Regions from separate parts of the Mus musculus genome. Here regions 2, 3 and 4 are each linked to region 1. Evidence: chromatin loops called from intact Hi-C (ENCODE). Cell type or tissue: left cerebral cortex. All regions are shown on one strand. Region 1 holds the start of Sco2 (SCO2 cytochrome c oxidase assembly protein). Region 2 holds the start of Chkb (choline kinase beta). Region 3 overlaps Arsa (arylsulfatase A). Region 4 holds the start of Sbf1 (SET binding factor 1).

Region 1 (8,000 bases):
TGAATGGTGTCCCTTTTCAGAGCTTGTAGCAGGGCAGCCTGCTTTTGAGGTGTGCCGCTCCATGCTGGCCTCCTTGCAACTGGTAAGTGGCCTGGGACACAAGGGATGGGGCAGCGGCCCTGGACTCTACTGACACCTTGTTTCCACAGGCTAATGACTACACAGTGGAGATCACTCAGCAGCCAGGACTGGAGGCAGCTGTGGACACAATGTCTCTGAGACTGCTCACACACCAGCGAGCCCACACCCGCTTCCAGACCTATGCTGCACCATCCATGGCCCAGCCTTGAGTGGACAGCACTGAGGCAGGGGTGGAAAGTAGTATATACCTGGAGGTCTTTGCCCCTAATGTGCTATGGGGCCATTCACTCCAGTGCTGCCTCCTGGCTGGCCTAGCCTAATAAAGTGTTGCTACCCCACCTGTTCACCGGACAGACTATTTAAATGAGCTGCTGGTACAGAGCACATGCACAGATTAAGTACATCCATTTAATGACAGGGCCTAGGCAATAGGTATAGTTCAGGGCAAGACACTGTGGAAGGCAGCTATGTGCCGACGTATACTCTCTACGATCTGCTCTGCTGACCTGCTGCGACCATAGTAATCGGTGAAAAGACCATCAGGGTTGAGCAGATAGATGGCAATGGAGTGGTCCACAATGTAGTCCTGGTCCTCATCCTTAGGCCCAGCGCTGTAGTATACGCGGTAGTTGCGACTAGCATGGGCCACCTGTTCTGTAGAACCGGTCAGACCTAACAGTCTTGGGTGGAATTCTTGCACATAGCGGGCCATGGCTGCCACGTCATCTCGTTCTGGGTCCACAGTGATGAAGACAGGCTGCACCAGGGGCAGGTCAGGCTCCGCCTCTAGCTTCCGCACCACCTGCACTAGCTTTTCCAGCTCATCGGGGCAAATATCAGGGCAGTGAGTAAAACCGAAGTACATCAGCACCCACTGGCCTCGGAAGTCGGCTTTGCATCGAGGCTGGCCTTTGTGGTCTAGTAGGCTGAAGTCACCCTGGCCCACAGCAGCCTGGCGCAGGGCCTCTGTACGCTGCTGTTGGCGCCACTGTTCCTTCTCAGCCCTCGCGGCCAGCCAGGCCCAGCCTAGCCCAGCCCCAAACAGGGCTGTGATCAGCAGTCTAGTTCTTAGCCCAGGGCCTTGGCGCTGGCCCTGCCCTGCCCAGTGTCGGGAATTTCTATGCAGAGTTTCACCTCCTGAGATCCTGAGGAGGGGTTTGAACTGAGAGAGCTTGGGCCAAGCTTTGGGCCCTAGAGCCAGTAGCATCGTGGACCTGAAGCTCCTGGAAAAGAACAAAGGTGGCAAAAGTCAGAAAAGAATGGACAAGATGTCTAGGCCTCCGCTGCTGGACAAGCATCTGCCCCACATTCAAGCAGGTTATCTAGCTGCCTGCACCGGCTCGTCTCAACTCAGAACTGCTCTGCCGTAAGCTGCATGCAGTCCAGGCAACACCAAAAGTCCATAGCTGGTTTGCTCTAACCTACGTCTTTAACCAGGGAGTCTCAGCCTCATGACCCCAACCTCTGGAGAACCCACGCCACAACTGCCAAGCCTCCCTGTGGATTCTTGGAAGCACCGCGAATATGCTTTGCCTGGGCACTGGGATGCATGTGTCTATTTACAATAAATTGTTCTTTATAGGGAGGCTGTTGATCCTCTGGCTGACCACCTTTAAGAGGTGATCCTTTCTAGCTTTAGGGTCACTTCAGGGTAATCTGGGGCTCAGCAGAAAACAAGTGCCTCCAGCTTGTTTTCTGTAATGTAACACAGCTCAGCCCACTGTGCCTTGAACTGTCTGACCTTCACCTTCCTGGGCAGGCAGACTCCTCTGCACTTAACTGGATGCCGTACCCTGCCCCTCTGCAGTCCCTCAGCCCTGCCATCTCCCTTCATCCTCCCCCCCCCCCCTCTCCCCAGGGAAGGTTGTTACAACTAGCATTTAGAGCCACTGGCATCCAGCCTACTGGGCTCCCCCAGTATGTTGCCCCCGTGTGGCTACAACCTGGATCTCTTATGAGATGGAGGATACGTCCAGGGCACCATCAGCCCTGAGCTAGGACCAGTCCGAGAAGATGGGACTGGCAAATATTCCCAATATGTCCATTTTCTGGGCCTCAGAAGGTCTCTAGCTCATGTGATAAGCTAGATGAAGCAGTAGCAGCAGAGTATGAGGCCACATGTTAACAGCGTCCTCACCCAGTCCCACCCCTTGGGGGAGGACTTGCCCAACTGAACTCACCTGGCTGAGCTGGGTTCGAGACTTAGGGCTGTGCGATGGTCGGTGGGAGGACAAGTTCAGCGAAGGGTGAAGGGACCTTGAAGGGTGCTCGATCTGATAGCACGAGCGCCCCCTGGAGAGTGCGTCGCTGCTGACTGCTGAGCGCAGGGCCGTCTAGGTGCACGCGGAGCCAGGGTGTCCCTGCGCGAGCGACAGAGGCGGTTACCTAGGTCACAGCGGGCGACCGGAAGGGTTGTTTATGGATTCCAGACAGCGCTTACCTCGGGACAAACACTGGCCCACGTCGACCAGTACCTCGGCACCCACTCCCGGTCTGATCGGCTGCCCCGCTCGGCTGCGTCCGGCTCCGAGGTCGTGCAGCACACGGGCCAGCGGCAGCGCTCGGACGCACTCAACAATGCCTAAGGGAGAGGGTGGACACTGAGAACCTACTGGAGGCACGTGCCAGGACCAGGAAAGATCGGGAGAGGAAGTGGGTGGGATCTGGTGCCGTTGATATCCGGTCTCACCGTCTGCCGGTGCGAGCAGCTCCTCTTGCTCTCGGGCGTGAGGCAGCAGCTGCCGGCGTTGCGTGGGGCTCCCGGAGCACAATGCTTTAGCTAGGCCGGGGTCCACGCCCTGCGCCGAAAGCATCAGCTGGAAGCGGCGCCGCGCGGAGCCGTCATCCAACGCCGCGGCCACTCGGGCGGCGCCTTGGTCTTGTGTTTCCGCCTGTCCGCTAATCCAAAGAATGGCGCCTCCTGCTGGCGGGCGGGGTGGAGCTCAGAAGCTGCAGGGATTGAGAGCTCCTGGCATACAAACTGGTGGTCTTAACTCCAGCCCTCTCACCTAGCCTAATGACCAGGTCCCGCAGATCCGGCGGCCCCGCACCATCCAGGCAAAGCAACGCTTCTTCCACCTCCAGGGTATGGCCCACGCTGCGGCCCAGAGGGTTATCCATGGCGGTCAGGGCTGCGGCGACCTTCAGCCCCAGGCTCACTCCCACTCTAACCTGGGGAGGCATTATTCAGTATCCGGCATTATCAAATCCCATACCTGCTGTCCCTGGGTTAAGGTGTCAGTAAAGGCTTAGGTTAGAGATCAGAAACCAACACTGCCAGGCCTCAGAGGGGATGGGGGTGTTCTGGTTGGTTGCCCTAAGTGGCGGGGGTTCTGTGGAGGATTTCCCCAGGTCCGCAGTCAGGACAGCTTTGATTGGATAGGGTAGGAGGGCTGGAAAGAGGAATTGCCGTTTTATTCTTCCAGGACTGTTGAGTGGGCAGAGGCAGGGATAGGACGGAATGTGAGGCTCATGTCCCTTCATAGAAAGGGCACTGTGGCCTAGCACGGCTCACCAACATCTTTGCCAGTTCTCGGGCCTTCTCCTGGTCTGGGAAGACTGCAGCTCCCCCAAACTTAACATCTACCACCAGAGTGGACAGTCCCTCCACGGCCTTCTTACTGAGGATTGAAGCTGCGAAGACCAGAAACATCATCCCAGGGTATACTTGGGCACAGGAAGAGTTGCCTCTCTGAGAAAAGCGGCAGTGCCTAGCGGACTGTCTGTCAGTCAGGGTACCCCGTTTCAGGTCACCTGTAATGAGTGGGACACTGTCCACAGTGGCTGTCACATCTCGTGCAGCATACAGGATCCCATCAGCAGGAACCAGCTTTGCACTCTGGCCGACAATGCAGCAGCCGACTTCCTCAAGGATGTGCAGCATCTGCTCAGACACCTTCATTAACTTCTAGGGACGGACCCACCCACTGGCCCTGACCACTGACCCAACAGAAGTTCAAAACATGGCCAGCGAGAGTCAGTATGGTTCTGATGGCTAACCTACCAAGGATCCCGATTAGTTATGACAGACACATTAATGCGTACCAGCTAATCAGTGGCTTCTCCCTGTTCCCAAGTAACGATCCCGATCAAAGTTCTCTCGATGACTCCAGGCCTATTTACAACCAATGACCTTTTGAATAGTCAATGTTCTCTCTCATTAGTGACCCAGATAAATAACCTGTCCATTGATCATCCTGTGATTCGGGCCAGTGACTCCCTCAACCCAGATCATTGATCAGTTAGTGGCCCACCTGTACCTGCTCTGGGCTCTGGGTGACACCGAACCCAGGAATCGATTCCAGCTTATCCAGTGTGCCCCCTGTGTGTCCCAGACTGCGGCCGCTGATCATTGGCACCTGGTGGAGAGGGATGCTGACTGCCCCCACGCAGGCCCTTAACCTCATTTTACCTATCCTCTACTAAGAACCTATCCTATCCTCATATGAAATTACTTTTAAAAAAGCAGTTATATTTTAGAGTCTTTTTTTTTTTTTTTTTTTTTTTTTTTGGTTTTTCGAGACAGGGTTTCTCTGTGTAGGTCTGGCTGTCCTGGAACTCACTTTGTAGACCAGGCTGGCCTAGAACTCAGAAATCCGCCTGCCTCTGCCTCCCAAGTGCTAGGATTAAAGGCGTGCGCCACCACGCCCGGCTATTTTAGAGTCTTTTAAACAGTTAATGAGGGTGCCCAATTGGTGGAAAGGAAGATAAACTGTACTTGGTGGGAGCAGTTTGTCAGTAGGTCAGGAGTTGGCACACACTCATCTGGGGCCCAAGTCTGAAGGACAGGAAGAGGAAGGCCCCGCTCTTTCTTTGTGGGGCCTGCTAGCTCTTAAAGGGTCCTCTTGGGTACAGAGGCAACTCTACTCCATGGTGGAATTTGTGTATTGAGCGATGGGACTGCCCTGGATTTTGTCTTTGAGAGCTTTGAGCCAGGCTGGAGGGTTGGAGGTTCCTGTGAGCGGGTCAGAGGTCTGTAGAGGACGTGGTCACTAACCTTACAGCCGCATGCAGCCAGGGCAGGTGCCAGAACCAGGCTAACCTTGTCACCCACACCTCCTGTGGAGTGTTTGTCAACAAGCTGCTGGTGCCAGGCTTTGGGCCACTCCAGTTGCTGCCCAGACTCTGCAAGGGCCCGAGTCAGCACAGATGTCTCTTCTAGGTTCATTCCCTGCAGCCGAATGGCCATTAGCATGGCCCCTAAGTATGGATACAATGAGCGAGGTGTTCACGCAGTCTGAGTTTTCTGGGGCCGTGATGGTGGTGGGGTACTGTGGATCCCTGAGGTGCGTATGGGGCAGCTGGAAGGGGTGTTGGGGTCTAGTTACCACACACCAATTTGTGTGTCCTGTGCTCTTCCATCTATCACCGCGTGCACGAAGTTTCTGATATCTGCTTCTCTCAGATGCCCTCCATCTCGCTTCAGGCGGATCAGCTCAGGCAGCTGCCTGGGCTCCCCACCTCCTCCCCCTGAGGCCGAGGGAGGTGGTGTCCCTGGAGCTGCCATTGCTCCAGTCTGTAAGGGATATTGAGACACCACTGGAACTCCCCACCTCCACCCCATCCAGGTCTTTGAATCCATGGTCACTTGTCCAAACCTTGCTCTTACAGGGTCTCTGGCACTCACCAGTCTCATGTTTTTCTCTATCCAGCACTGTCCCATTCCCAACCCCATCTGGCTTCCATTTCTCGACCTCACAAATCACTCCCCCCACCCCGCACTCCCCCGCCCACGTCTAGTACCTATTCAATTCAGGGGCCTTTACCAGTTTTCTGGATCTGGCTCGGTTCCAGCCTGTTATCCCTCAGTCCTGCGTGGACTTAGGTACAGAGGAGACAGTTCACCGTCCAGGATTACGGTTAGGAATAGTGGAAAAATAGGGCTGTCCCAGTAGGCGGCACTTGTCAAGGTAAGGCCAATCACCACTTAAGCTCTTCCCCACCTGCTATCTGGCTAATTGGCATTGCCAGGACCTTTAAGGGTCGGGTTACAGCGCTCCGGACCGGAGTTCGCTCTGCCCAGTTCCCTGGGGTCTTGGTATCTATGGGTCCCGAGCACTGCTTGTCCTGTGCGACAGATCTCTAGGCAAGCGACAGATCTCTAGGTTCAGATACCACTGAGACAATCAATGCTCGAACTCACCTCGTCCTCTCCTCCCCCACCCCTCCTTGCCCGCTTCGGAGAAAGAAAGAGAGACACACAGCACTGACTTAGAAAGCTTTAAGTAAACAACCCAGAGCCTGTGCGCGCGTGCTTGCAGGCATCAGTCGTCCACGTGGTACTGTATCATGGGGGCTAGGTAGTCTGAGTGTCTGATCCCGAAGCTCCAGCCACAAGGCTTCCGGTGCTGCGGGTCGGGGAGACGAGGCTGACCTTACCGAGCCAGCTGTTCGGCTTCATACAGGGATGCCATTTCCCTGGGGACTTTGACCCATGCCTTAGACCTCAGTCCCTCATCCCCTGCCCCTTGACCCTCGACTCCAGACCACCTTGTCCACGCTGTAGGATGCAGGTCCTGGCTTCTTGGTGTTCTCTCGGGGTGGCAGAGTCCTCCCCAGCATCGTGAACTGCGGGGCTCGAGTCTTGTAGATCATAGGATTCACTACGTGGTAGGCACAAGGGCCTGGGGTCTAAGGAGGACAGGATGGGTGCTGGGTACAGCCTCTGTTCCTTGTGATCAGCTGATTTTTTTTTTTTTTTCCTCAAGCTAAAATCTCACTATGTACCCCAGGCCGGCTTTGAACTCCTGCCTCAGTTTCCTGAGTGGTGAGGTGCCTGGAGTTCTGCACCACCCCCAACGTCACAGACTCTCTTGACTACTAGGGACTGCATATGCAGCGGGCAGACCCTTCCCCACCTTGCTGAGGTCCTCGAAGCAGCTGCCCACAGGGCTGCGGCTGTAGATGGAGTAAGTTGGGGCTGAGACTTTGCTTATGACTCGTGAGCCCAAGAGCGAAGGCACGGTGTAGGACCCAGGGCCTAAGGAGGAGTCAGCAAGAGGTCCAATGGTCCAATCTCCTTGCCTTTACGGCAGACTGCGGGTTGGGGTATAGGAAGGTCCCTAGTGCTGGATCCAGCCCTTGAGGCCTCACCTGGGGTTTCTTGCTTTGCGAGGATGCCCCAGTTTCGGGGAGCGATGGTATGCCGAGGAGCGCTGGGGTACGTCACATTTCTCGCGCGTTCTGGGTAGTACCTGCCTATGGGATGGACCAAGAGTGTGGGCCAGAACTGGGGTGGGGTAAGTTACGGGAAGCCTAGCCTGGGGTCTTGGCACTAGGGAGAAATGGGAGCCACAGTGAGGATCGGGTTTTTGGGTATGGGTAGGAGGTTCCCGGGGAATTTCCTGGTGGGCGTTCTTGGAGGCAGTTCCACGTTGGGGAGACCCGGGCCCCAGGGTGCTGACCCGGTCCCGGAGTGAGGACAGGCGCCGTGTGGCTTAGGCGACCGTAGATGGAGAAGGCCGGGGAGCCAACTGTGCCGCGCACAGTCATGCGAGCAGGCACCAGGTAACTCGGCCCGGGTCCGCAGGTTGCATGCCGCAAGGGTGGACGCGAGCCGAAGGAGAAGGCGGGGGCTCGCGGCCGAGACGGGTCGTGCAGTTTGTAACCTGGGGGCGCATTCCCGCGTCACCTCCCGCAAGACCCAGAGGCTGCCAGCTCTGTTCCCTCTCCCATTTCACCAACGCAGCTCCCGCACAGAACCTCTAATCTTCTGCCCTCCCTTTTTGCTTCGGGCACAGTTCTCCAGTTCCTTGGCCTCCTGGCACCAGTGTAGACCGCCCACAGTCCCACCTTCCCAGTTTCCTCCCCTGCATCCGCCCTTGCTACCGGTGTTCGTTGGCAGCTTGTATTTTGGCCCCGGGCCTCTGTAGAGCGCCGCGATGGGGCCGCGGGGCCGATGTGGCCGCCAAGTGCCGACC
Region 2 (8,000 bases), 56 kb after region 1:
AGGAAGGAAGTCCGAAATGCAGTGTGAGAAGCCTGGAAAACAGCATTCTGCCCAAAGCCACCAGGGCCTGCCCAGCTTTCCTGGAGGACGTGACCGGAGCAACTCTGCAGCGCCCACCCAACATGCCCACAGTAGGGCTTACTTACCAAGTAGCCGAACTCTATAGTGGACATCGAAGCCTGCAGGGTGGACCACAGACCCCAGAAAAAGTGAGATGCCAGGGAGTACCTAGGGAACGAGGGTGGGAAGAGGAGGTGCGCTCAAGAGCCCATTTCACACTGCCTGGCTTCCAGCCCGGGCTGCCCAGCCTCCAAAATATCCACGGCTCTGCCAGTTCCCTAATCCCCGTCCAGACTGAGACTCTCTCTGACAGTCTCTGGTGTGGTCTTCTACCTCTACCCTGACACCTTACCTGCAGGGCTCCTTTTTCTTTTCCTTTTTTTTGTTTTTGGTTTTGTTTTGTTTTGTTTTGTTTTGTTGTTTTGTTTGAGAAAGGGTTTCTCTGGCTGTCCTGGAACTCACTCTGTAGACCAGGCTGGCCTTGAACTCAGAAATCCGCCTGCCTCTGCCTCCCAAGTGCTGGAATTAAGCACCACCACTGCCTGGCCTCCTTTTTTCTTCTGAAGGGTTTTCCCCTCCCCTTTCCCCTCCTTTCTCACCGACTGATCTCTAGCAGCAATTCTTCTTCCCGTTTCTTCTGTTCCTCTTCGGAGAGGATCTCACCCTTCTGAACCTCTGCCAGATAATGGCGAATAAAATGGAGCTGAGATCAATGGACAAGAGTCAGGGACTGGGGAGATTGGAATATCACCCTCTGTAGCCTTTATTCCTCTTTTCGAATGAAACAGAACAGGAAGCCAGAAGGCTTTTCTCTTCCCAACCTCCAGACTATATACCTGCTGTTCTCTAGTGGGGTAGTCCGTGGGTCTTGCTTTGTAGAAAGGCCATTCTTCATAAGTATAATCATAAACCCACTCACAAAAATGATTCCCAATGTCAAAGCCCCTGGGAGGATAGAGCAAACATTCAGTCCATGGGCAGCGGGGCTGTGGAGGTGAAGGGCCTGGCCTGTTTTGCCAGGACCCTGTAGGAACAGGACCCACAGGAGGCAGTCCTCCCACACTTACCTGTAGTTATAACTACTGTACTCAAAATCAACCAACATGAGGTTATCATCACTGTCTGGCTCTGAAAGCAACAAGATGTTTCCTAGGGGAATGGGGATTTTGGTCACTTCAGGGCATGCTGCCCTCTTTCGGCGTGGGCTCAAAGACTCACATACATTCTCCTACCTTCCTGGATGTCATTGTGGCAGAAGACCACTGGTGACGGGGTATCGTCTAGTAACTTCCTGTAGAGGTAGAGAGGCGTAGGCTATAAGGCCTTGTGACTAGCCCTCAACAAATCCTGGAGAGGACACTGATAAATGCCAGTGCCACCCACCCGCCCACTATGTCATCCGCCTTCACCTGAGGCTGTTCATCTCGTCCTTGAGGCTGTACATCTCTACCAGGTTCATCTGGGGAAGGCTGGTGGAAGGCAAGTCCTGGATCTGCTTCAGGTACCTGGAAGCCGCCCAAACGGGAAACATTCTGTCTATCTCTCCCCACCCCCTTCTATCGACTCTTCAGGCCAAATTGTCCTGTCACTGGGCTTTGGCTGGGAAACAGAGTCCATGATACTGGGGTATCTATCCACTCAACTAGAGGTTCAGTTTTAGATGCACGGATCCCAAACTGGACTCACCGCTCCATGGTCCCAAACAACCATCGGGGCTCCTTAGTGAAGGGCATCTCCATACCATGGAAACGGGCCATCCTCGTTGCAATGGCTCCCGACAACACTGGGTCCCGGAGCTCTTGAGTTTTCAACGGCCGGCTCTGTACCCAGTAACCTATCAGGGTGGTGAGGGGGCTGGGGCGGGAGGGGGAAGGGATACGGGATGGGAGGAGATCAAGGTCTTAGGGAAATTTCCCTACCTGGGATGTGAAGGCAGACTTTGGGAAGGGTAAAGACTTGGGGTAAAAACAACAAAAACTGGGCTCTTACTGGGAGGTACTGTTCCAAGCGGCCCTCTGGAAACACTCCGTAAAGCTGGGGCCCTAGAGACCGCTCTGCGAGAATGGCGAACATCACGCTTTCTAATACCAAGGAGTCTACACCCTGATAAAAGATGTATGGCAAAGGGGCTCATGTCAGAAAAAGCCAGAGGTACGTGGGTACTGGCCCAAATCGGCTTCATCTACAATAGCTTGGACTTCTGCTCTTACTGACTGAGAATTCTTGAGCTTCAGCATATTCAGCTACACAAATAAGACACCACTTTCTGCACCACTTGCTCCAGATGTCCGAACTCCCAAGTTACGATCCTTCTTTTCCCTCACCTGCAGGATGGCCCCGTAGAGTCGTAGCAGCACCTCCCGGGGCTCCCCGCCCACACTGGGTACGTGGTTCGGTAGTGAGCATCGGAAGAGCAGGTTGCTGAGGCCTCCGCTGCAGATCCACACAGGTCAGGCTCAGCAAGGGTCGTCCCCCCGATTGGTGGGACCCACTCTAGACACCCTTCCCGAGAGGACCTCCCAAGTCCCGAAGGGGGACCCCGCCCCCCAGCACAGCAGGCTGCAGACCTGCCCCCACCCCCCACCCCCCCGCGTAGCACTGACGGCGACCGAACTGGGAGTGTCCCCAGGGTCCCCAGGGCTGACCCCTGACCTCACGGGACAAACGCTCAGCTCCTCCGGCCGCGCTCGGCGCCAGGCCCCGCCCAGGTACTCCCGGCACCACTGATAGGCTCGGCGCTGCGCGTCACGGGACAGCGAGGAAGCGCGCCGCCGATTGGGGATTGGCTCTGGGCACTTAGCATCCTGCAAACCGTCCTTGGGCAGGCCGCCGCCGACAGCCCCTCCTCCGACTACCCCTGTCCCGTCTGCCGCCATGACGTGGGCTCCGTTAGGTTTAACGCCTGCCGGTGCTCAGCGAGCCTCAGGTGAGGTTGGCTCCTTCCGGGTAGGCTCGGTTCCGCTTCCCGGAAGCCGCAGAGTCTCTGGGCGTCCTCGGCTCTTCGCGACTGCCTTCGGCTTTCTTGGTGGCTCCAGTCCTGGGACCGTTTCCAAGCCAGATGCGATTCTCAGGGCTGCGGCGCTCAAAGGCAAAGAGGGACGGCAGCTTTCCCTGAGTGGGGCGCGCTCGGGCCACGCCCGATCCGCCTATCAGTCTCTGCAAAAACAAGTTACTGCGTGGACTGTGTCCGGAACCAAGGAAGTGACGTAGGCCAATCCCGAGCGCCGTGGGCGGTTGGACAGTAGCTCCGCAAAGCTTACGAGCCAGGCTCTGGCCAATGAATGGACGATGGTAGTTTGCGGCTCCTTTATAACAGCTGCTGTGTGAGACACTCTACTAGGGAGTAGATTAGCCGAGCCTGTGGTGACAGTTGGGGTAAGTGAATGGAAGAATGAAAACGTAGGTTCTAACGATTCCCCTTTCCACAAGGCAGCAGGTGTATATGTGATGCTGGAAGGCGTAATAAGAATCAGTCCGGCGTGTCCAGCGCTGCATAGACCGCATGAGCGCCATTAATGTGACCCAACACAATAACTTAAAGTATTTTTCTTTCTCGAGAGAGTGTGTCTCTCTCCTGTTAAATATCGGGAAGAGGGAGACGTTAATGGTCAGCTTAGAAAGGAAGCTTACACAATCCATAATTCATCTGAAGGATGAGGTTTATTAGAATGAAAGGGCCTCAAAGCTACGAGTTTCGGTGTAGGGGAGGGAGAATTGAACATGAGACCTTAGAGTTAAGAAAAGACTTTCCTTTAAAGTCTAGGGATGGGGCTGAAGAGGTGGCTAAGCGGTTAAGAGCACTGATCCCTCTTCCAGAGGTCCTGAGTTCAATTCCCGCCAACCATGTGGTGGCTCACAACAGTCTGTATGTAATGGGATCCGATGCCCTCTTCTGGTGTGTCTGAAAATAGCCACAGTGTACTCATACACATAAAAAATAAATAATTCTTTTTTAGAAAGCCTAGGGAGTGGGGGCTGGCGAGATGGCTCAGTGGTTAAGAGCACTGACTGTTCTTCCGAAGGTCCTGAGTTCAAATCCCAGCAACCACATGATGGCTCACAACCACCCGTAATGAGATCTGACGCCCTCTTCTGGTGCGTCTGAAGACAGCTACAGTGTACTTACATATAATAAATAAATCTTAAAAAAAAAAAAAGGGAAGAGAGTTCATTGTGCGGGTGCGGGGTGTGTGTGTGTGTGTGTGTGTGTGTGTGTGTGTATAAGAACGCGGGGGAAGCATTCAGGAAACTGAAATCGGTGGTTAATTACCTGTGAATCTGAGGACAGTCTAGTCTATATACTGGGTTCCAGGCCAGCCAGGCTACATAGTGAGAGAAGAAAGGTGGTAAGAGAATTAATGGGGTGGCAGCAGAGGAGCCAATCAGAGAGCAGCCTTAAGAGCAATCTGTGAAGCAGACAGCTGAGGTGTTTCCAGACCGATCTCCTAAAAAAAAAAGAGAGAGAGAAAATTGACTTCAAAACAAAATTTTTTAGAATTGTCAAAACCATGAGCAGTTTTCCTACATGGCCCACTGAGAGCTGGAGAGAGGCATCCCCTGCTCCAGGCTGTGGGAGCTGGCTTAAAGATGTAGGCTATCTCCCCTTTAATCCCAGCACTGGAGAAGCAGAGGAGTACAGGGTCAGGACACAGACAGATAAACGTGCAGGTGGGTATTTTAACTTCCTTAATACTTTGGACCGTGAACTTTGTGGAGAATGAACTTTGTAGGTGGTAACATTGTTTTATGTTGCAATGTTAAAACTCTGGACCAGCCTGGAAATGTTAGGTGGTGTTTTTATTTTTTATTTTGGCTAGCTTTTGAGCCTGGGAAAGAGTTCTAAGCTCTGTTTTCTGGGCCGAGGTTCTAGGTGAAAGTGGCCTTGATTCTGCTATCTGACTGACCAGACCATATCTTTCCAGCCTTTTTTTTTTTTTTTTAACATAACTACTCCTATCAGGAAGTCAGGCCTGGGTTGGCATAGCTTGTCCTTTGTGACTTACTAGAGGTCAGCTTCTTAGCCTGTGGGACATGCATGACCCCGTGAGGTTGGCTGAATGTAGGGATTGGTGAAAGATTTGGCGACAGTAAAGGTTTCTGAACAAATAATAACCAGAAATTAATGTAAAATAAATCAAGACAAAGGAATTCAAGATGTTTCTGACCACTAGATAACTGAATTGTAGCCTTGGTTTTGAGCACACAGCATGCGTACTTCATGTGGCCACACCAACTTGGCTAGTATTTGAGACTGTGGTGTACTGTTGAAACAGTTGGTGACCCGGTGACGTAGGTCTCCTGTCTCTGGCCAGGTTCTTGGCCATCCTTCCTCCAGGAATGGACTGGGAAGACAGCAAAGGAAAGCATGAGCAACTTTATCTGCCTCGTGGACATAAAGAGTTCCAAGGGTCTCGATGAATGGCTCCAAACATATTTCTGCTATTTTGTACTTCATATTTAAAGCCAAACTCTCAGCACTGAAAATCATAAAGTAAGAATATCAAATTTGAAAAACTGTTACTGTTCTGTACCCCAGGGTATCCAACATTCAGCCAGAATTTAATGTTTTGGGGTTTTTGTTCGGTTTTTGGTTTTTGGAGACAGGGTTTCTCTGTGTCGCCATGGCTATCCTGGAAGTCATTGTACAGAGTGGTCAGGGTGGTCTTGAACTCAGAGGTCTGAGATGCCTCTATTTCCTGAGTTCTATGGTTAAGAGGTATGAGCCACCAATGTCTGGCCAGAATTTAATGTTTTATTTAAACATAAGCATGTGCCTCATTCGGAAGCAGTTTTTCCCACCTTAACAAATGGTAAACACACACACACACATATTAGGCCTAAGAATATATATATATATATTTTCATATTCCTAAGAATTGTTTTTAAGTATTTTATGAGTTATCACCAAATGTTTATTTGTATGTTTATTTGTATTACATATACACCTGGGGCTCAGTATAAATTTCTCAGGTTAACAAACTGAGCAGTGGGAAAAGTTGACAAATCTCTGTGTCAGGAGTAGGCACTCCTACTGTTGGCTTCTCTCTTACAGTGTACTTTTAATCAGTTTGTCTTAAAGGATAGAAAAACAAAAACAAAAACAAGAGAATCTTCAAGAAATGTGCAAAACAGAGACTTTTGTGCAAACCTGCAAGAGAGGGCAAATAGTCTTATAGCCTGCTAGTTCTTGCTTCAGTTTTTCCATCAAGTAAATAATTATAGGATAGAAAGTTTGAAGTCTATCACACACAAAGTTTATTGCAGCAAAAATAGCACACACACAGAGTACAGTATACAAAGTCATAGCTCACTGAATAACACTGTGTGTGTGTGTATGTGTGTGTGTATGTGTTGGCAGAGCAGCATTTGCCCCTGGGAGTGTCCAGATGGTCTGCAGCTCCTTTCTCGGGCCAAACTCTGACCTATATACAATTGTGGAAAACTCAGGCACACGAGTAAGGCCTAGAAGGAATGTCTTGCAAAGCAAAACAAGACTACGGGGACAGGGAAGTAGAGAAGGGGGGACACAAAGGGGCCAAAGAGCCCGTTTGCTCAAGTTCTGATTGCAGAGCTGCCTTTAGTAGCTAGCTAAATGATACATAAACAGCAGGGGAAGAATATGAATTGTTCATTCCTGAGGTGAACCTAGAGTCCCATGTCTCTGTCTACCATTACCTTCTTTCCAGCCCCTGTGCTGCCCACCGCTGGACCAGCTGGGGCAGACTTTTTTAAATGTTTTTAGTAGGGTGTTGGACAGGGCTTGAATTGGACCTGGCAGTATACACTTTGTGGGTTGGGTCATTTTGAATGACAGCAGGAACCTGATTGGGTGAGATAAGGTTGGGGGGGGGGGGGGAGTGGGGGTTGGTGGGGGGGGGGGCCTTTACCATTTCTTCTGGGGTTGGGTTGGCCTGGGTTTAGTGAGAGTGAGTTAGCCTGCCCATCTTACCAGAGAGGGGGGAAAAAAACAAAACAAAATAAAACAAAAAACCTGAAAACCCTCTAGTAGGTTTCTTTGATGGAAATAAGCCATCTCAGTTCAAAAAAATAATTGGAGCCAGGTATAATGGCACACACCATTGGGAGGCAGAGGCAGGTGGATTTCTGTGAGTTTGAGGGCAGCCTGGTTTACATAGTGAGTCTAAGACAGCCAGGATGCATAATGAAATCCTGTCTCAAAAAAAAAAAAAAAAAAAAAAAAAAAAGTAGGTCTGGAAGGGAGACTGTGGTGTTTTGAATAAGAATGGCCCTCATTGGGGCTGGAGAGATGGCTCAGAGGTTAAGAGCACTGACTGCTCTTCAGAAGGTCCTGAGTTCAATTCCCAGCAACCACATGGTGGCTCACAGCCATCTGTAATGAGATCTTATGGCTTCTTCTGGAGTATCTGAAGACAGCTATAGTGTACTTACATATAATAAATAAATAAATCTTAAAAAAGAAAGAAAAAAAAAAAGAATGGCCCTCATAGGCTCATAGATTTGAATACTTGGTTACCAGGGAGGGGCACTTGTAGAGATAATCTATGCACTGTGTAAAAACAAAGCTGGTTCCCAGGCAGATATGGGAAACTGAAGCCAGATGCATGTCACAGGCGTGGTTCCTTTGAGAGACACTGCTGCTTTGCAGCAAAGCTGGCTCCTAGGGAGAGGAAAGAGTTGAAACTTCAGCACGGCCTCAGAGGAGGGCACTTCCTAGAACCAGGGGCAATTTCCTAGCTGGGCACAGGAGAAAGCTAGGTGGCCTGTGAGGAAACCAGAACCCAATTCTGGTCCACGTGAGAGAAATCTGTAATGGTTGAGCCAAAACAGGTGGCAACAGGCTGCAGCCCAAACCAACAGTGGCAGTCTGCTGCTACAGGCCCAAAGTAGGTGGAGGGCAGAGGTGCTGGCCCTAAGGGGGTGGAGTCAACCACCACAGCCAGAGGCTAGCATCTCCAAAA
Region 3 (8,000 bases), 94 kb after region 1:
CTTGAACACCTGCTGCCAGTCCCTGTTTGTTGCCTGGCAACCATCCCCCTGGGCATTAGGAGCCCGGATCCTTGGGTCACCTGCTTTATTCCTTGTTGCTGTAATACCCTAGATCCTCCAGACAGTGCAGCATCTGGTTTGATGCAAAAACCTCAGAGTTCTGTGGAATACTTCTAACTCTGTCTTAGTTAGGGTTTTACTGCTGTGACCAAGGCACCTCTTATAAGGACAACATTTAATTGAGGCTGGCTTACAGGTTCAGAGGTTCAGTCCACTATCATCTAGGCAGGCATGGTGCAGGAGGAGCTGAGAGTTCTACATCTTCATCGGAAGGCTGCTAGAAGAAGACTGGCTTCCAGGCAGCTAGGATAAGGGTCTTAAAGCTCACCCCCACAGTGACACATCTACTTCAATGAGGCCACACCCCTCCAACAGGGCCACACCTCCTAATAGTGCCACTCCCTAGGCCAAGCATATACAAACCATCACACTCTGGTACTCTTAACTTGTGGAAACCTAGCTCAAGAGAAGCACCCTAAAGACAACGTTTTCTACAAAGCACAAGGTATGTTGATTTATATTCTAATTTAAGTTACTGAAGGTAGGATAGAGCGTGGCTCATGTTGAAATGTGTGCCTCCCTGAATGAAGCCTTGGGTTCAGCTTCAAGTAACACACAAATGGAAACAACAAAACAAAACAAAAGAAAGCATACAAGCAATGAACTATTGAGCAACAGTTTACTAAATCGAGGTATAGCTACACAATTGGAATATTACGATGATATGAAAATTTTGCTTATAAATATTTTTAATAAAATATTAAGAGAAATATGGAGAATTATACTCACTATGTTAGAGATTGTGAGTTGAAAACTACTGAGAAGAAACTTTAAAAACAGTTGAAGCAGGCTGGAGAGATGGCTCATTGGGTAAGAGCACTGACTGCTCTTCCAAAGGTCCTGAGTTCAAATCCCAGCAACCACATGGTGGCTCACAACCATCTATAATGAGATCTGATGCCCTCTTCTGGTGTGTCTGAAGACAGCTACAGTGTACTTATATAAATAAAATAAATCTTTAAAAAAAAAAAACAGTTGAAGCCAAGGGAAAGCCTGAAAAACGCATTGATTTCACTTATGAAAAATAGGACAGTTGTGGCGCACACCTTCAATCCCAGCACTCAGGAGGCAGGGGCAGGTGGATCTCTGAGTTCAAGGCCAGCCTGGTCTACAGAGTGAATTTCAGGACAGTCAGGGCTATGAAGAGAAACCCTGTCTTGGAAAATGAAAAAAAAACAAAATTTCTTTTTAGAGATTAGTCGGCTGGGTAGTATATGAAGGATGTCAGGGCAGGAACTCAAGGCAGGAGCTGAAGCAGAACCCTGGAAGGGTGCTATTTACTGGCTTGCTACTCTGCTTCCTTATATAGCCCAGAGCCACCTGCCCAGGGCCGCACTGTCCACCTCTGTGGGCTGGGTCCATATCAGTCATTAACCAAGAAAATGCACATAGACTTGCCTCCAGGCAAAACTGGTGGAAGCATTTTCTCAATTGAGATTCCCTCTTTCCCAGTGACTCTAACTTGCGGCAAGTTGATAAAAAAAAAAAAAAAAAAAAAAAAAAAACTAGCCAGGACACCTTGTAAATAAAGAATCGTGACCCTTCCCTCCTCTTCCACCATGGAATATTAGGGCCTATCCTTTGAGAGTCTCACCTCACACAGGTAATTGGGAACTGCTCTGATTTTGAGAGGGGAATGGCCTTGTCTTGCCAGGAAGACAGAGCCTTACACCAGCTCACACTGGGATGCTCTCAGTTAAGGCTTATTCAATTCGGAGTACTACAAAAGGAGTCATACTGTCAGGATATTGCTCCTTCCTCAGAAGGGCCCTTCTTCCAAGATAAGGTAACAGGTCCCTAAGGCCTTTGTCCCTCCATCCTGAATATGCCACTTACCTCTGAACCTTCTGTGAATATTGTACTGCTGGGCTTGGCTCCTCCAGTCTCTTCTACCAGGCACAACGGTACAATATTAACAGACGGTCAAGCGTTTGCTGGGGGGTAGGAGGCCCGAGTGTAAGTATTTAATTTCCTTCTGGGTCAACTAATATTCTATGACCACAACCAACCAGTAGAAATATCTAAAAGGGAATTTATTGGGAGGATACTGGGGTCAAAGGAATTAAAAGCAAAAGCCACTAAAAAGGGGTTGGCCCTGTGAGGAATTAGTGGGTACTATCTAGCTCTTCTAGGGGACAGTTGAAGCGTAGGGGAGTAGAGATACACTCTCTGCAATGGGCTGGAGTCCACACAGGGAATCAGGAGCTCTTGAGGTGGGCAGGCTCTAGACACTCAATGGCTAATATACTTCTTGGTCCATTTTGTTGCAGTGTGTGCAGAGGGTCAAGAACTGTAGAATCATGAGTTCAATCACTTGGAAATTTTCCTTCTCTGGGCCTGGGAGTGTAGCAGCTTAGATGACCCCAGAGTCTTTCTCCCTCATGTTCATTCCTCCTGAGGAGGCTGTCTAAGAGGGAGGACCCAGGTCTCTCCTAGAAGTGTGCTTACAAGACTGCTTCATGAATGGTTTATGTACGATCTAGCAGCACCTGTGAATAACAAGTGGTACCTTGGACCCACATGGTATCATCCGTACACTTTTCCTCCCGCAAAGGATCAGAGGGAGGCTGAAGGGACACAGCTACATGTACGCTTCCTTTGTTACTGATGGTTAGATAGGACTTTTTGACTCCTAAGGGGAGTGTTCATGGTGACCCAAGGGTTAGTGCTAAATAAAACTATTTATTAAATATTTTAACACCACAGAGAGTAACATTTGAGTATGGCAGGACTGTGTACCCAGACTAAGGTTATGGAGTGTCTGCCTGGTCTGATGATACATTGTTACTCACAAAAGTATCTAGTTCTAGAAGTATCAACAGACTGGTCCCCCCATCCCAAAAACACCAATTTAAAAAAGGCGAGTATAGAAGGATATAATCACTTGTAGCCATGTTGCGCAGAGCAGAGGGATTCTATAATCTTGAGGTGACCTTCAAAGGCTAACAAGAACTTGAGATTTCATAGAAAAGGGCAATGAACGGGCGTGGGGGCTGAGAGTTTACACAACAGAGAGGAGAGCTGATCTTGGTCAGGTCATTCTTTCAGTTTTTTTGTTCTACAAGGGATTCTGGAGAAGTGACCATATTACTTGAGGAGAACCATCTGGTTTCTAAAAGATTCTCCAGGGGCAACCTTGCCATCAGAGGTCGTCGCCATTATTTGAGCGGTGATCTGTCTTGCAAGGCTTATCTGTTTGGGGGATGGTTTGAATTCCTTGATGTAAAGATGTTAAGCAGTTTTCATCAGTCCTGTCATTCCAGCACAAAGTAACAGAGGGAGGCACTGACTCAGGAGGGAAAAAAGTTAAAGATAAAAATAATAGAGCCAGAGAAGGACAAAATGGAGTTAGCCCAGTGACTCGTGCCTCAAAACATTCAGAAAAGAGGTGAATTGAATGAAACATCCTTCCATGAAACCTTCCCTTCTACTCCCCCTTCTGGTCACTTGGGAAAAATGCATGAAAAAGGACAATTTGGGCTCCTAGGGAAAGGTGCTGGCTCCCCCACCCTCCATCCCTTACCTCAGCACAGAAATGATAAAGGAAGATGGCCTTTGATGGCTCCTTGCTTCAGAACTGCACAGAAAACATGGTGAAATCAGAATCTTGTCAGGGCAGAGTCTCGGAGCTATAATAACTGAGTGAATAGATGAATGAATGTGTGTATATATTCAGGTGCATGTGTGTTTGTGTGCATATGCCTGTGTCATCCATGTGTGAGCACACCTGTATCTGTACACATGTATCTGCATGAATATCCATGTTATGCCTGTGTGAATTTGTGCACACATGTAGCACATGTGTGAGTATAGATATGCCTGTGTATTTGTGTAGGCACAGGTAAGTACACACAAGTGTGCCTATGTGAGACTATGTTGCAGTAGGCTAAAATGATGAGAAACAGGCACTTATGCATGCGTTTTTTTTATGGTTTTAGAGCTTTATTGGAGAAAGGGAGAAGGTAGAAGGAGGGAGAGAGGCCAGCCATGGACATGTGGGTGGGGGGAGGGAGAGAGAGAGAGAGGGAGAGAGAGAGAGAGAGAAGAGTAAGAAAGGTGAGAGAGCTTATAGAGCCACTTATGCATGCATATGCATCATAGAAAAGAAACACTGGCAGCTAAACTGCCTGGCCAATTCCTACTCTGTGATTATGCTCTCAAATGTCCAAGATTGTCACTTTGAAGGACTGCTACATATCTTATTAAAGTGTAAACCACAGAACAATATAAGAAAATATGGAAATCCTGAGTGTATAGATTGCCTTATTTACACACATGCTTCATGTCACCCCCTATTCAGACCATAGCGCCCCCAGGTTCTCTATTGTCTGTCTAGGCAATACCCACACACCACACTCTGCAAGATTCCATGGTTTCTAAGGCACTGAAGTCTCCCGTGCACCTCACATCCCTGTGTTAAGTTCATGTCTATCCTTTGGGAACACCTTGCTCCAGCACTACAGTATAAGTAAATATGATGGGATCAACATTTAAACATAGCCTATGCCAAGTACTGATATTTACTGGTTTTGATAGAGGACTGGCTACTGTTTTGTGTGTATTGTTGTTGTTCTGAATGTGACATATGGATAATCCATCTATTTCAGTTCTATCTTGAACTGAGGTACCAATCATCTGGGACCAGTCCTCCACTTAGATACATGATGAAGGAGCTCTTTAAGCCAGCATCAGTTCCTGCTGGACAGCCCCCAAGAAACCTATACCTGTGTGCAGAGCCTGGGACACAGCAGACCCTGGAGTGTGCTCAGTGTAGTTTCTCAACCAGATAAGAGGTTATGTGCCACGGCACTCCGGTCGAGTCAGCTTGACAGGCAGTGATGCCTAAAAGCCACTCATGAGGCAAAGAGTTTCAAGGAAGCTCTCCTGGAGTTTTGGCGATCTCATTCTCATACTCTATTCCCGAGTTAGTCTGGTGTATGGATCTACGAACTCTCTTTTAATATTTTATTATAAATGCTTCTTAAGATTAATTCTGTTTCCCCAGTGTTCCAAAATCCCAGAAGCCGCCGAGTTTAGAATCTTGTGAGAAGGCAGCAAGGAAGCTAACCTATTCAGTAACTAATTAAGCATTACAATAGACGGAGCCAGTGGCTCAACTGGTCTGCAGAAAGAGCCAGGGAATCTCACTGAGATAGAAATCTTTAGTACAGGCTACATTCCATACCAAAAGGAAGTTGGTATACTCTCTTGACAAATGGAGATTCTCCAGATAAGAATTTAGCAAGGTGTGAAACTATGCCGGGGCCTAGCAAACACAGAAGTGGATGCCCACAGTCAGCTAATGGATGGATCACAGGGCTCCCAATGGAGGAGCTAGAGAAAGTACCCAAGGAGCTAAAGGGATCTGCAACCCTATAGGTGGATCAACATTATGAACTAATCAGTACCCCGGAGCTCTTGACTCTAGCTGCATATGTATCAAAAGATGGCCTAGTCGGCCATCACTGGAAAGAGAGGCCCATTGGACACACAAACTTTATATGCCCCAGAACAGGGGAACGCCAGGGCCAAAAAGGGGGAGTGGGCGGGTAGGGGAGTGGGGGTGGGTGGGTATGGGGGACTTTTGGTAGAGCATTGGAAATGTAAATGAGCTAAATACCTAATAAAAAATGGAAAGAAAAAAAAAAGAATTTAGCAAGGCCTAGGAATTTAGGGGTCTGTGACATTGCATTATTCTTGAGGCCTGCCAAGAGCAGAACCCCCTGGTGCTATTAACACTAAAGTGTGAAATTCTTGCCTGTCATTAAGCTGATCCTAGGCAGGACTGCTTTATCTTTATTGTAAACATTTACCTGTTTCCTGCAATTCCTTTAGAAGTCATTCCTTTGTTTTGTATCTGGTAAACTTCAATGTACCTTGCCTGATGTGACTTCCAACCCTTTGTATTCTCTGTACTACAAAAAGTCTGATGCTCGACCTGACAGATACATTCAGATTCTACACAATCTCTCCTGTGTGCATCTGTCTGTCAATTCATCCGACGCTTTGCCCACCTGCCCCAGAGACCCGTTCCACGCAGACACAAGGACCCAGAGGGTCTGTGGCAGTTATGGAAGAGATATATGGAAATTGGAGATGTGGAGGACCCCAAGCAAGCATCTGGTACCACAAGGCATCCCCTCCCCCTCAAAGTGGGTGCCACTCACTCCATTCAGGCCTCGTTTCTGCCAGGCAACATCAGCTGCAAGCGACAAACAGCTCACCAGCAGAAACATCAACAGGCAAGATTTACTTTTTAAATTTGATTTCCTCCAGGCAGGCATCTGGACAAGCTGGTTTAATAATTGCATGATTCTATCTGTTACCAGCAACATTGCTTAAGTTAGGTCATCACCCAGATCATTCCGACCTCAACCACATGCCACTCTTGGATCAATTATTGCAATGTAACCAGCTCAGATTGGTCACCACCCTAAAGGAGAGAGGCTGTATGCTTGCCCTCTGGAAGTCTGCCCCCATTGAAAAAAAGGCAACAATAGTTGGCTAGAGATATTGACATACTCTGAGGGTACCGTTCTAATGTGACCAATACTGAAGAGCACCTGAAATGTCATATATACCTGGACATGCCAACACACTATACCATGAAAACACAGGTAGGCAGTCAAAAGTCCCTTTTTACAGAGGCTAACATCTGAGACAGAATATTGCCAGTAGAGAGATCACTCAAGCTTGTAGTGGGCCCAAGGAAATGGTGGCTCACTGAAGGAGTTTGGAATTTGAGCATGGTGGACTCCAATTCAATAGGCTTTTTTTTTTTTTAATTTATCATTACTGTTATGGCTTGCACATGTGTGATGCATGTAAGTTCAGACGTGTGGGCCACAGAGCATACGCAGAGGTCAGAACACAGCTTTGGGGATCTGGTTCTCTTCCTGTCTTGCTGAGGCACGGTCTTATTTCTACCATGTTGTATACTCTAGGCTACCTGGTCTGCAAGATTCTGGACAATTCTCCTTTCTTCTTCCCTGAGCCCCCTAAGAATACTGGGACTACAGATATGGGCTACTGTATCTGGCTTTTTCAGGGGAGTTTCTGGCGATTGAACTCAGGTTGCTTGCAGGGTAAGGGCTTTCCCCCAGAGTCGTCTTATTGGCCCCTGATAGATGCTTCTAAAAGATTACTTTGTAGACAACTTTATTTTATTTTATTTATTTTTATTATTTTTTTTTGTAGAAAATTACTTGAAGTATGCACAAAGGAGAAATTCAGAGCTTGAGAGACAAGTGAGCCCCATGAGGCAGTCTCAGAAGCTGCTGATGGTCCTTCCTGGGATCTAGCAGGGTCCCCAGGTCCTTTAACTCTACCCGGAATGATCAGTTTATCACCTAACTCCAGACAGCTGATTTCTTTAAAGAACCAAGCTGACCAGTTCCAGGGCCTCTGGCATTGCTTCTTGAGGAAAGCCTGTCTTCCAGGTGCTTTGCATCTTTAGGGTTCCTCTGCCCTCACCACTCCCCCCACCCCCAGTTCCTGGCACTTGAACTCATTACCGGTTTCTGTGAAGGGACATGTCTTCGCTTCAGCGGTGTGTCCATGGACACACGCAGATCACCAGGGTGGGACAAATTTTAAACCCAGGGTGCCTGGGTTCAAATCCTAGCTCAAGCTCTTTCTGGTAAGGTGGCATCGGACTTGGAAAGGTCCACGAGATTCCCTATGCGTCAATGTCCTTGTCTTGTAGCACAGCAGAATAGTACTGACCTCAGAGTTACCACAAGGACTAGATGAATTAGCACGTCTCAAGTCTCAGCTGGTGTTATTACATTACCAGATACAAACTACACACTTGTCCCTGTCCCTCTGGTGAACCATCACACACTCAGGACAGGGCTAGGGGTCCTGGGCTACCCTTGAAG
Region 4 (8,000 bases), 59 kb before region 1:
AGACCTGAACACGAAGACACAATGCTCCAGGCAAACTACAGCTGACTCCATGTGCAGCAGGAGCCTACAGCTCTTTCAGATGTTCTCTTTGACCTACCCCCAATCTATAAACGGACCACAGAAACTTTAATCCAAGATCTTGGACCCTTAAACTCTCAGGGTGTGGGGGGAGCTGGGAGGGAACTGCAGCCACCCCAAACAGCCCCAACCTGATCCAGAGAGAGGGCAGGCCCATGGGTGGGGACAGTAGATGGGCCCAAGAATGTGGCCACCTCATTACCATCAAGGCTGAAAGAGGCCAGGTCATGAAATACAAATAGTTTTCTTGGTTGATGGAGATGTAGCTTTTCCTCACAGGAAGTAGTAGAAGGGTACCTGTCAGGTTTAAGTCATGTAAAGGGTCTGATAATTGGTGTTCCCATTTGAGGACTCCCCAAGCTACAAGCAATTAAGTGACCATGTCTGGGATCTGGGCAGGGGTCTCAAACTATGCTGTCTGGTTCCTCATTCTAAAAAAGGTGTCCAGTTCAGTGACAGGACAAAGCACACAGCCCTACTCACCAGGTGCGGGGTCTATGCTGTGCCATCTACACCCTCTACTTTATAGAGTCTTAAGGGAAAGGGTTACACACAGCTCAGGCATTTATTGTCTGTAGCCTTGCCCACAAGTCACCAACTGTAACCATTAGCAACCAGAATGCTACCTCTCTAAAAAGGCATTCATTACCAAGGTTTGACTCCTAGCAGCTGCAGAGAAAAAGTTCTGATTCAGAACAAAACTGAGATATCCTCTCACGCGTATTCCCTTAATCTAAAGGACCCTGCATCCTAGGTCAGTCAGCACACAGAGGGCCCTTCACCTTCTTCAGAAACACCTACCTAGCGTTCTTACATCGGCTACTCAGATCTGAGATGTAAATTATCTCCTTGGGCCAGTCCTGTGCTATATCTTTACGCATAAGTGTTCCTGACAGCCTCAGAGCAGCTCCATGTGGCCCATTCCATATAAAGACGGGGAAACTGAGGCGAGAGTGCACGGTAACTGGCGCAAGCCAACGGTGAAGAGTGACAAAGGAAGGACAACTAATCTTCAGTGTGCTCCTCAGTTTGGGGTCTTTTGTTCTTGGTACTCACATCCCTTGCCTTATAGATCTGCCTTCAGCCCACACCCAGAAACCCGATTCCAGGCTGGTTCCTCAAAGGAATGCCTTGAAGCCGAGTGGTCAGCCAACAACCAGTCAACTCTGACCCTAGAAGGCAGTGCTTAGAGAGCTCACTGGCCTGCAGTCGCCACAGTGATGGGTAATCTGAGAATTACTCCATCACACCGGTGATTCAGGAAAAGTAGCCACCTCTGGCCTCAGCCTTCTATCCCGTCCTGTACAGAGGTCAGAGGTCCACACCTCTTGTACAGCTGTATCAGTAAGCCCCCACGTGCCACAGCAACTTCCCATGGAGCTACCCACACATCACCCTCAATTTTACTCCACTCCCAGCAGACCTCCCCAACCTGGCCTTTACCTACATTCTGTTTCACAGGACCTTCTTCATAACCTTCTCACCACCATCCAAGTCCATTCCATTCCTCCAGCCCTGGCCCAGCGCCCAGCCCGAGACCCCAGCCAGCCCTCAGCCAGCTTGGTTTCCTCACTCTCCAGCAGTACTCCTCCTCCGTTCCAGAGGAGGCACCTCACTGGCCTTCACTTATGCCTTGGAGCACAGGTTCTCCCTGTGTGTGCCAGTACAACACTGGTGGCAAGCCTCCTGCTCAAGGAGGACAGGGGGATGAACACAATGTGGTCTCTGCCTTTGAGAACTCCCTCTTTGGAGGGAAAGACAGATGCTCGGGACTGAGTGCCAAAAGATATAGACTTGAATACATGAGAGCAGAAAGAAGCGAGGGTACTGAACAGATCTGAAGACAGAGGTGGTGGTGGTGGTGGTGGTGGTGGTGGTGGTGTTTTCCAGTGCATACAGGGTCCATCATGTGGACATTAAACAAAGGAACAGTCCTAGTGGAGACTTAGCAAGAAGAAAGGCAAAGAAGAAAGTTTGGGTCCTGAATGGTGACAGTGACAGCTGGTCTGAGAAGCAGCAGAATAACTGTGTGGAATAGATAACTGGAACACGGTAGGAAGCATTACATCTAGGGATTAAGGGGCTACCTCATCTGGCCACAGTTGTCCCTAAGATACCGCCCCTCTGCAGGTGGACTCTGACAGCCAGAGTACAAGTCCCAGCCTCCATTCCAGACCCACACACTCAACTTCTCTATGCCAGATTCTATGCTGAAGATAGGGCAACAGCAAGGCAATCTCAGTGGGCTATTGGGAGAAATGAGATCATACACACAAAGGGTTGTGCAGGGCCTGGCACACTGAGGACTCCAGCCAACACCCCCCAACACTGTTGTCTCCATGGCTGTGGTTGATGTCACTGTCAGGCTCCGTTTTCTCCTACCCCCAGGACTGAAGGGCTCTCAGACACAGGTGCTGACTCCAGATCAGGGCCTCCTAGATCACCACACTGATCCCCCGCTGAGGGGCCTGGCTTAGAGGCTTGAACACCAGGAATGCTCTCCTCCAAGTGTGACACTTTCGTCTGAAGTCCGGCTCCATACCACCGACGAACCCCTCCCCCTCCACTGCACCCCATCAAGCGGTGCTTGAGGCTTCAGACCTAGCACTGGGTCAGAGAAGCTGGAAGACGAAAACGTTCCGCCCCCCTCTCTGAAATTCCCAGACCCAGCCACCGGCAGGCGGCCAAGGCGGGGTGAGCCCATCCCACCCAACTTGGAATCGGGGAGACCGAACTGCAGCAGGGTCCTCCAGCCTCCCACGCCCGAGCGACACGCCCCTGCCCACCTCGGAACAGCGACGCAGGTGCCCAGGTGTAGGAGGGATGTTTCTTACACAGGCCATGTCGTCCGGGGTCCTCGCGGGTTGCCCCGACGCCACCGTGGCCAATAACTACGGAGGCCTCTTTTCGAGAGCCCCGAGAGCTCGGCCCCAACTCCTGACCCTGCCTCCGGCCGGGTCTTCTTAGCTTCGAGTCCTCAGTCCCAGTCCCTCAGTCCCCCCCAGCTCGTCCCCCTCGGCGCTGAGACTCACCGCGCGGGTGCGGCCCGAACGCCACCAGCACGAAGTAGTCCGCGAGCCGCGCCATGGCAAGGGGCGCAGGCGGGCTCCACGGCTCGAGGGTTCGATGGCGGCGCGCTCATGGCCCGGCGCTGGCCCTAAGCTGCACACTTGGGACACCCCGGGCCCGCTCCTCTGCGGCGCCGCTGACCAGGGCTTCCGCCGCCATCTTCCCAGCCAGCCGGCCCGCCCGGGCGCTTCAGGAGCCTGCGCAGTTCTGCCCCTCCCGTGTAGGCGGGACCTGGCACAGTGCGCTTCCATTGGGCCACTCCGCATGGGGCGGGTCCAGAGGGCGCTGCCCCGCCTACTACCTCATGCTCAAGGACCGGCTCAACCCTTTGGGCGGGTGAAGCTTACGGCGGCCGGGGCGGGTCAGCTACCCTGGTCCCGCGGCCGACATTTCGACCTGAAGCACCACCGGTCAGGATTAGGGCATACTTCCCCGTCGGAACTGAAGCCCCGGAATGAAGGGAGACCTGGACCTCACCCTTGGGAGAGCCTAACTCCGAGGGTCAGGGGCGTGGTCCAGCTCAGTCTGCCTGAAGCAAACCAGTGGAGCTCAGGCCTTGTCCAGCCAGTCTCCCAAACTAGAGGACCGAGCTGGGGGATGGAGGAGTGTCATGGCTTCGCCACTCACCCTGCCAATCTTATGGTGGCCAAGGGAAAGACTTTACAGGCTTTTTTTTTTTAAGTTCCTAGTGCAAAAAGGGGCAGCTAGATATTTCACCATTGGATGGATGGGATATCCAACACCTGCATTTAAAAAAAAAAAAAAAAAAGTTCCAGCTTGAGTCACCTTCCTGCGAAGTTGGATCGCCCTGGAGGTCAGGGGGTTGGCCAGGCCTCTTGCAGTAATACAGGAATGGACACTTGTAGGAGAGGCAAGGTCCTTGACCAGGAGATTAAAGGGGGAGGACTAGGCTTGCTTGTTGATGAGTTTAGTTTTCTGTGAGAACTGAAAGACAAGCCACCTATTAGCATCGTGTTCCCTCCACCTGCAAGATCTGGAGAATGAATGAAAGCAATCTCAGGAGAGACGAGTCCAGTCGTCAGTGTACGTGTATAAAGAGTCTCGGCCCTTGAGAAGCTGAAGCAGGTCGTTCATGAATTCCAGTCCAGTCTCCTTGGCTTCATCAGGAAACCATGTGTCCAAAAAACAGGAGATATAAGGGCCTTTCTGGAGAGATAGTTTAGAGGTTATGGGAATCTGTGCTGGATTTGCAGCACCCTCGCCTGCAATTCTGGGTCCAGGGGGATCTGTCGCCCCCTTCTGGCCTCCGGAACGTGTTTGTGGTGGTGCGTGGACATACATGCAGGGAAAACACCCATACACATAAAGTGAAAATGTCTTTTTTAAGAGAGGGGGATGAGCTTGGTGGTCATGGTGGTGGTGGCAGCGCACGCCTTTAATTAAAGCGCTTGGGAGTCAGAAGCAGATGGAGTTTGAAGCCAGCCTGGTCTACGGAGCTAGTTCCAGAACAGCCAGGAAGCCCTGTCTTGAAAAAAATAAGATAAAATAAAAATAAATAAAAGAGGGGAAGAGGAAAAGACTGTCCTAGGAAAGTTCTGTGCACAGAGACACAAACCTAGCTCTCCTTTGCCAATGCCAGGTGAGCTGCAAAATCTTCCTTTCTGCTTAAAACCTGTGTTTGAACTTGATTGAGTTGGCTGCTTCTGTCAATCAACTAAAACTCGTCTCTATACTCGTAAGAAATGGTGGCAGGGGGCTGGAGAGATGGCTCAGAGGTTAAGAGCACTGACTGCTCTTCTGGAGGTCCTGAATTCAATTCCCAGCAACCACATGGTGGCTCACAGCCTTCTGTAATGGGATCCAATACCCTGTTCCGGTGTGTCTGAAGACAGCTACAGTGTACTCATATACATAAAATAAATAAATTTTTTTAAAAAATGGTGGCAGGCAAGTTTGACTTGGTGTCTGAACCTGGGGTTGCCTCTCCTAGAAACTATAAGGATCCTGTACCCCATTCCTCCCATGACCACTGGGGCCCAGTGTCATTACCTAAAAGAACCCCAATCCTGGCAGGGGGTCCTTTCCAACTATCCTCAAGTGTCTTGCCTCTAAATTGAGTACTCTAACCACTGCATCCCCAGGTCACCTGCTAGCGACTTCTTCTCCTCAAGGGCCTGTCGTCTCCTCTCCTCAACCAGTGTAGGCCCTCCTCCAAGACAATATTCTCGCATCCCACTGCTATGCACATGCACACCTCCAAACGCCTGTCTCCTTGCAGACTGCTGCCTCTGTTTTTCGTTGCCCACGTCTCACCCAGCTATGTATTCTCTTCACCATCTGTATCCTGCAGACCTAAGAAGGTGGGGCGACCCTTCTTGATGACACAACTGACTCAACTTGAGATAAATGGGTACCCCCTACAGAGTAGGGTGGCCCACAGTGACACAGTGAGCCTCGCTTGTGTTGGATGGATACTCCCAAAACATACTCCCTCGCCTGCTGGTTAGTAGGCAGTTGTCTTTTGGTCTTCACTCTCCAACATCTTCCTGTGTTTTGGGGATGGCCAGCTAAGCCTTGAGTTGGCTTTTCCTAGAGGAAACAAAAGCATTCCCATCCTATGGTAGGCCCCCAAAGTGACTCATCTACACTACCTTCCTTCCAGAGTCACCTGCCTTGCCCAACGACCTACGCACTTCCCACTGCTCTGTATCAGTTCCCTCAGTGCACCAAGTCTTTCACTTTCAAAATCCTCACCATTGGGATCAAACCTCAAATTTATTCCTCTTGGTGAAAACAATATCTCTTGGTGAAGTTGCCCCAAGAATATTAAAGTATCAGTTTTCAATCTGTGCGTCAAGTCCCCTTTGGATTAGTTTAATGGCCCTTTCACAGGAATCACCTAAGACCATCGGAAAGCACAATCGTTTAGATTATGATTCATAGCGGTTGCAAAATTACAGGTATAAAGTAGCAACAAAAATAATTTTATGGGGGCTGGAGAGATGGCTCAATGGGTAAGAGCACTGACTGCTCTTCCGGAGATCCTGAGTTCATATCCCAGCAGCAACATGGACAACCATCTGTAATGAGATCTGATGCTCTTTTCTGGGGTGTCTGAAGACAGTTACAGTGTACTTACATATGATAAATAAATAAAAAAATCTTTGGGCTGGAGCAAGCAGGGGGCAGGGGGAAATAATTTTATGGTTGGGGGTCACCACAACATGAGGCGCTGTATTGAAGGGTCACAGCACTGGAAAGTTGAGAGCCACTACTCAAAAGTCTTCCCCAATGTCACCAACACCAGACAACCCTTTGATCCCAGGACAGACCCCCCCAGAAAACTCTTGTCTGCTCCCCACCCCCAACCCCATTTAAAAGTCAAAAGTGCTGGGGCCCTGCCAGCTTGCACATTACTCCCAAAGGCAGCTTCTGCAACTAAAGGTTAACAGAAAAAGGTGCTAGAGTTTCCCCTGGGAAGCCACATGGGCAGTTGTATACAACAGGTGTCAAATGATGACAGTGGGGACCGTGGTGGAAGGGAAAGAAGCAGACTAGACAGTCAGGCCGAAACTTAGGGGTCAGAGACTATCCCTATCCTTACCTGCCATGAGCTTGGGAATAAAACTTGAATAAGCTCAGGAAGCGGCAATTGTCCTGTCACCCAGAGCTTGGAAGGACAGCATAGGGGACTTCAGTCCTCTCTCTCAGCAAGGCTCATCTCCACCTGTCCCAAATGTAAAATCTTATGTAGCAGACAGGAGAGATGGCTCACTGGTTAAGAGCACTGACAATGTACTCATAAATAAAATAAATACGTTAATTTTAAAAATCTTATGTATTGGTGCATTCCTGGGATCCCAGCACTTGGGAGACTGAGGCAGAGAGAGTTCATATTCAAGCCAGGTTGGGATATATAACATATTAAGACCCTGCCTCAAAAGAAAAAGGAAGAAAGAAAGAAAATCTGTGGCAAGTGAGATGGCTCAGTGGACCAATGTGCTTGCTGCCAAGTGCGATGCCCTACGTACTCTTAAGTTTGGGACCTACGTGGCAAAGGAGATATCTGAGTCCTACAAGTTATTCTCTGACTTTGGGATGCTCATACCCACATACTAGCACATAAATGTAACCTAAAAAATAAAAACTGATTGGGAGGCAGAGGCAAGCAGATTTCTGAGTTCAAGGCCAGCCTGGTCAACAGAGTGAGTTCCAGGACAGCTAGGGCTATACAGAGAAACCCTGTCTCGAAAAACCAAAAAACAGAAAAAACAAAAAACAAAACAAAACAAAAAAAAAACGGATAGGCATGGAGAGATGATTCAATGTTTAGGACATTGGCTGCTCTTTCAGATGACCCAGGTTTGCTTCCTAGTACCTACAAGGGCGCTTACACCCTCCTGTATCTCAAATTCCGGGAAGATTGATGCTCTCTTCTGTCCTCAGAGGGCAGCAGGTATACACGCACTGCAAGGACAGACAGACAGGCAGAACATGCACACACATAAAATAATGTTTTTTATTATTTATTATTATATATATTTTATTATTTATTATTATATATTTTATTATTTATTATTATAAACTGACAGCTGAACCAAAAAAAAAAAAAAAAAAAAAAAAGCCAGGCAGTGGTGGCACATGCTTTAATCCCAGCACTTGGGAGGGGTTTCTGAGTTCGAGGCCAGCCTGGTCTACAGAGTGAGTTCCAGGATAGCCAGGGCTACACAGAGAAATCCTGTCTTGAAAAACCAAAACAAACAAACAAACCGACAAAGGGCTCGTGAGATGGCTCAGCAGGTCAAAGTGTTTGCCACCAAGCCTCATAAACCTGAGTTTGATCCCCAGGCCCTACTCTGTAGAAGGCGAGCACTGACTCCTGTCAGCTGTCC

What was found. A loop is a pair of places that touch in the nucleus more often than their neighbours do. Peaks named below come from ENCODE experiments on the same cell type or tissue, not always from the same donor. Only the 100,000 strongest peaks of a DNase experiment are listed, where the experiment ranks them.
Region 2: a loop joins it to region 1, with 2.0 times the contacts of the local background. A loop is called at or near these places in 11 of 42 quality-filtered maps.
Region 3: a loop joins it to region 1, with 2.4 times the contacts of the local background. A loop is called at or near these places in 8 of 42 quality-filtered maps.
Region 4: a loop joins it to region 1, with 6 times the contacts of the local background. A loop is called at or near these places in 5 of 42 quality-filtered maps.

What each region holds. Positions count from the first base shown.
Region 1 is chr15:89,371,162-89,379,161 of GRCm38, forward strand. It overlaps Ncaph2 (non-SMC condensin II complex, subunit H2), which reads left to right. Exons shown (of 20, transcript NM_001115132.2): 19 at 1-82; 20 at 150-1,689. The coding sequence ends at 290. It overlaps Sco2 (SCO2 cytochrome c oxidase assembly protein), which reads right to left and starts at 2,730. Exons shown (of 3, transcript NM_001111288.2): 1 at 2,522-2,730; 2 at 2,262-2,441; 3 at 469-1,304. The coding sequence starts at 1,288. The coding sequence ends at 521. It overlaps Tymp (thymidine phosphorylase), which reads right to left and starts at 5,875. Exons shown (of 11, transcript NM_138302.2): 1 at 5,824-5,875; 2 at 5,416-5,596; 3 at 5,078-5,280; 4 at 4,341-4,439; 5 at 3,835-3,964; 6 at 3,596-3,714; 7 at 3,090-3,252; 8 at 2,771-3,001; 9 at 2,522-2,662; 10 at 2,262-2,441; 11 at 470-1,304. The coding sequence starts at 5,587. The coding sequence ends at 2,284. Odf3b (outer dense fiber of sperm tails 3B) reads right to left here. Exons shown (of 5, transcript NM_001013022.1): 1 at 7,909-8,000; 2 at 7,485-7,688; 3 at 7,174-7,278; 4 at 6,939-7,060; 5 at 6,288-6,711. The coding sequence ends at 6,535. In left cerebral cortex, CTCF peaks have their summits at 2,354 and 3,008 (motif pointing left); DNase peaks (open chromatin) are centred at 976, 2,061, 2,387, 2,772 and 2 more places; H3K4me3 peaks cover 2,774 bases; H3K27ac peaks cover 2,255 bases.
Region 2 is chr15:89,426,665-89,434,664 of GRCm38, forward strand. It overlaps Chkb (choline kinase beta), which reads right to left and starts at 3,263. Exons shown (of 11, transcript NM_007692.6): 1 at 2,713-3,263; 2 at 2,385-2,493; 3 at 2,050-2,163; 4 at 1,747-1,880; 5 at 1,470-1,565; 6 at 1,293-1,351; 7 at 1,128-1,209; 8 at 897-1,005; 9 at 660-763; 10 at 147-228. The coding sequence starts at 2,936. It overlaps Gm44502 (predicted readthrough transcript (NMD candidate), 44502), which reads right to left and starts at 3,263. Exons shown (of 27, transcript NR_004843.2): 1 at 2,713-3,263; 2 at 2,385-2,493; 3 at 1,747-2,163; 4 at 1,470-1,565; 5 at 1,293-1,351; 6 at 1,128-1,209; 7 at 897-1,005; 8 at 660-763; 9 at 147-228. It overlaps C730034F03Rik (a long non-coding RNA gene), which reads left to right and starts at 3,351. Exons shown (of 4, transcript XR_875570.1): 1 at 3,351-3,435. In left cerebral cortex, a CTCF peak has its summit at 3,989 (motif pointing left); DNase peaks (open chromatin) are centred at 2,871, 3,277 and 4,005; H3K4me3 peaks cover 2,076 bases; H3K27ac peaks cover 1,484 bases.
Region 3 is chr15:89,465,213-89,473,212 of GRCm38, forward strand. Arsa (arylsulfatase A) reads right to left here. Exons shown (of 9, transcript NM_009713.4): 9 at 7,264-8,000. Among named protein-coding and RNA genes, the nearest start is that of C230037L18Rik, 7.0 kb to the right of the region's middle. In left cerebral cortex, CTCF peaks have their summits at 1,042 (motif pointing left) and 3,565 (motif pointing left); DNase peaks (open chromatin) are centred at 35 and 3,533.
Region 4 is chr15:89,311,952-89,319,951 of GRCm38, forward strand. It overlaps Sbf1 (SET binding factor 1), which reads right to left and starts at 3,360. Exons shown (of 41, transcript NM_001170561.1): 1 at 3,111-3,360. The coding sequence starts at 3,165. In left cerebral cortex, CTCF peaks have their summits at 2,761 and 4,400 (motif pointing left); DNase peaks (open chromatin) are centred at 2,441, 2,644 and 3,411; H3K4me3 peaks cover 2,286 bases; H3K27ac peaks cover 3,001 bases.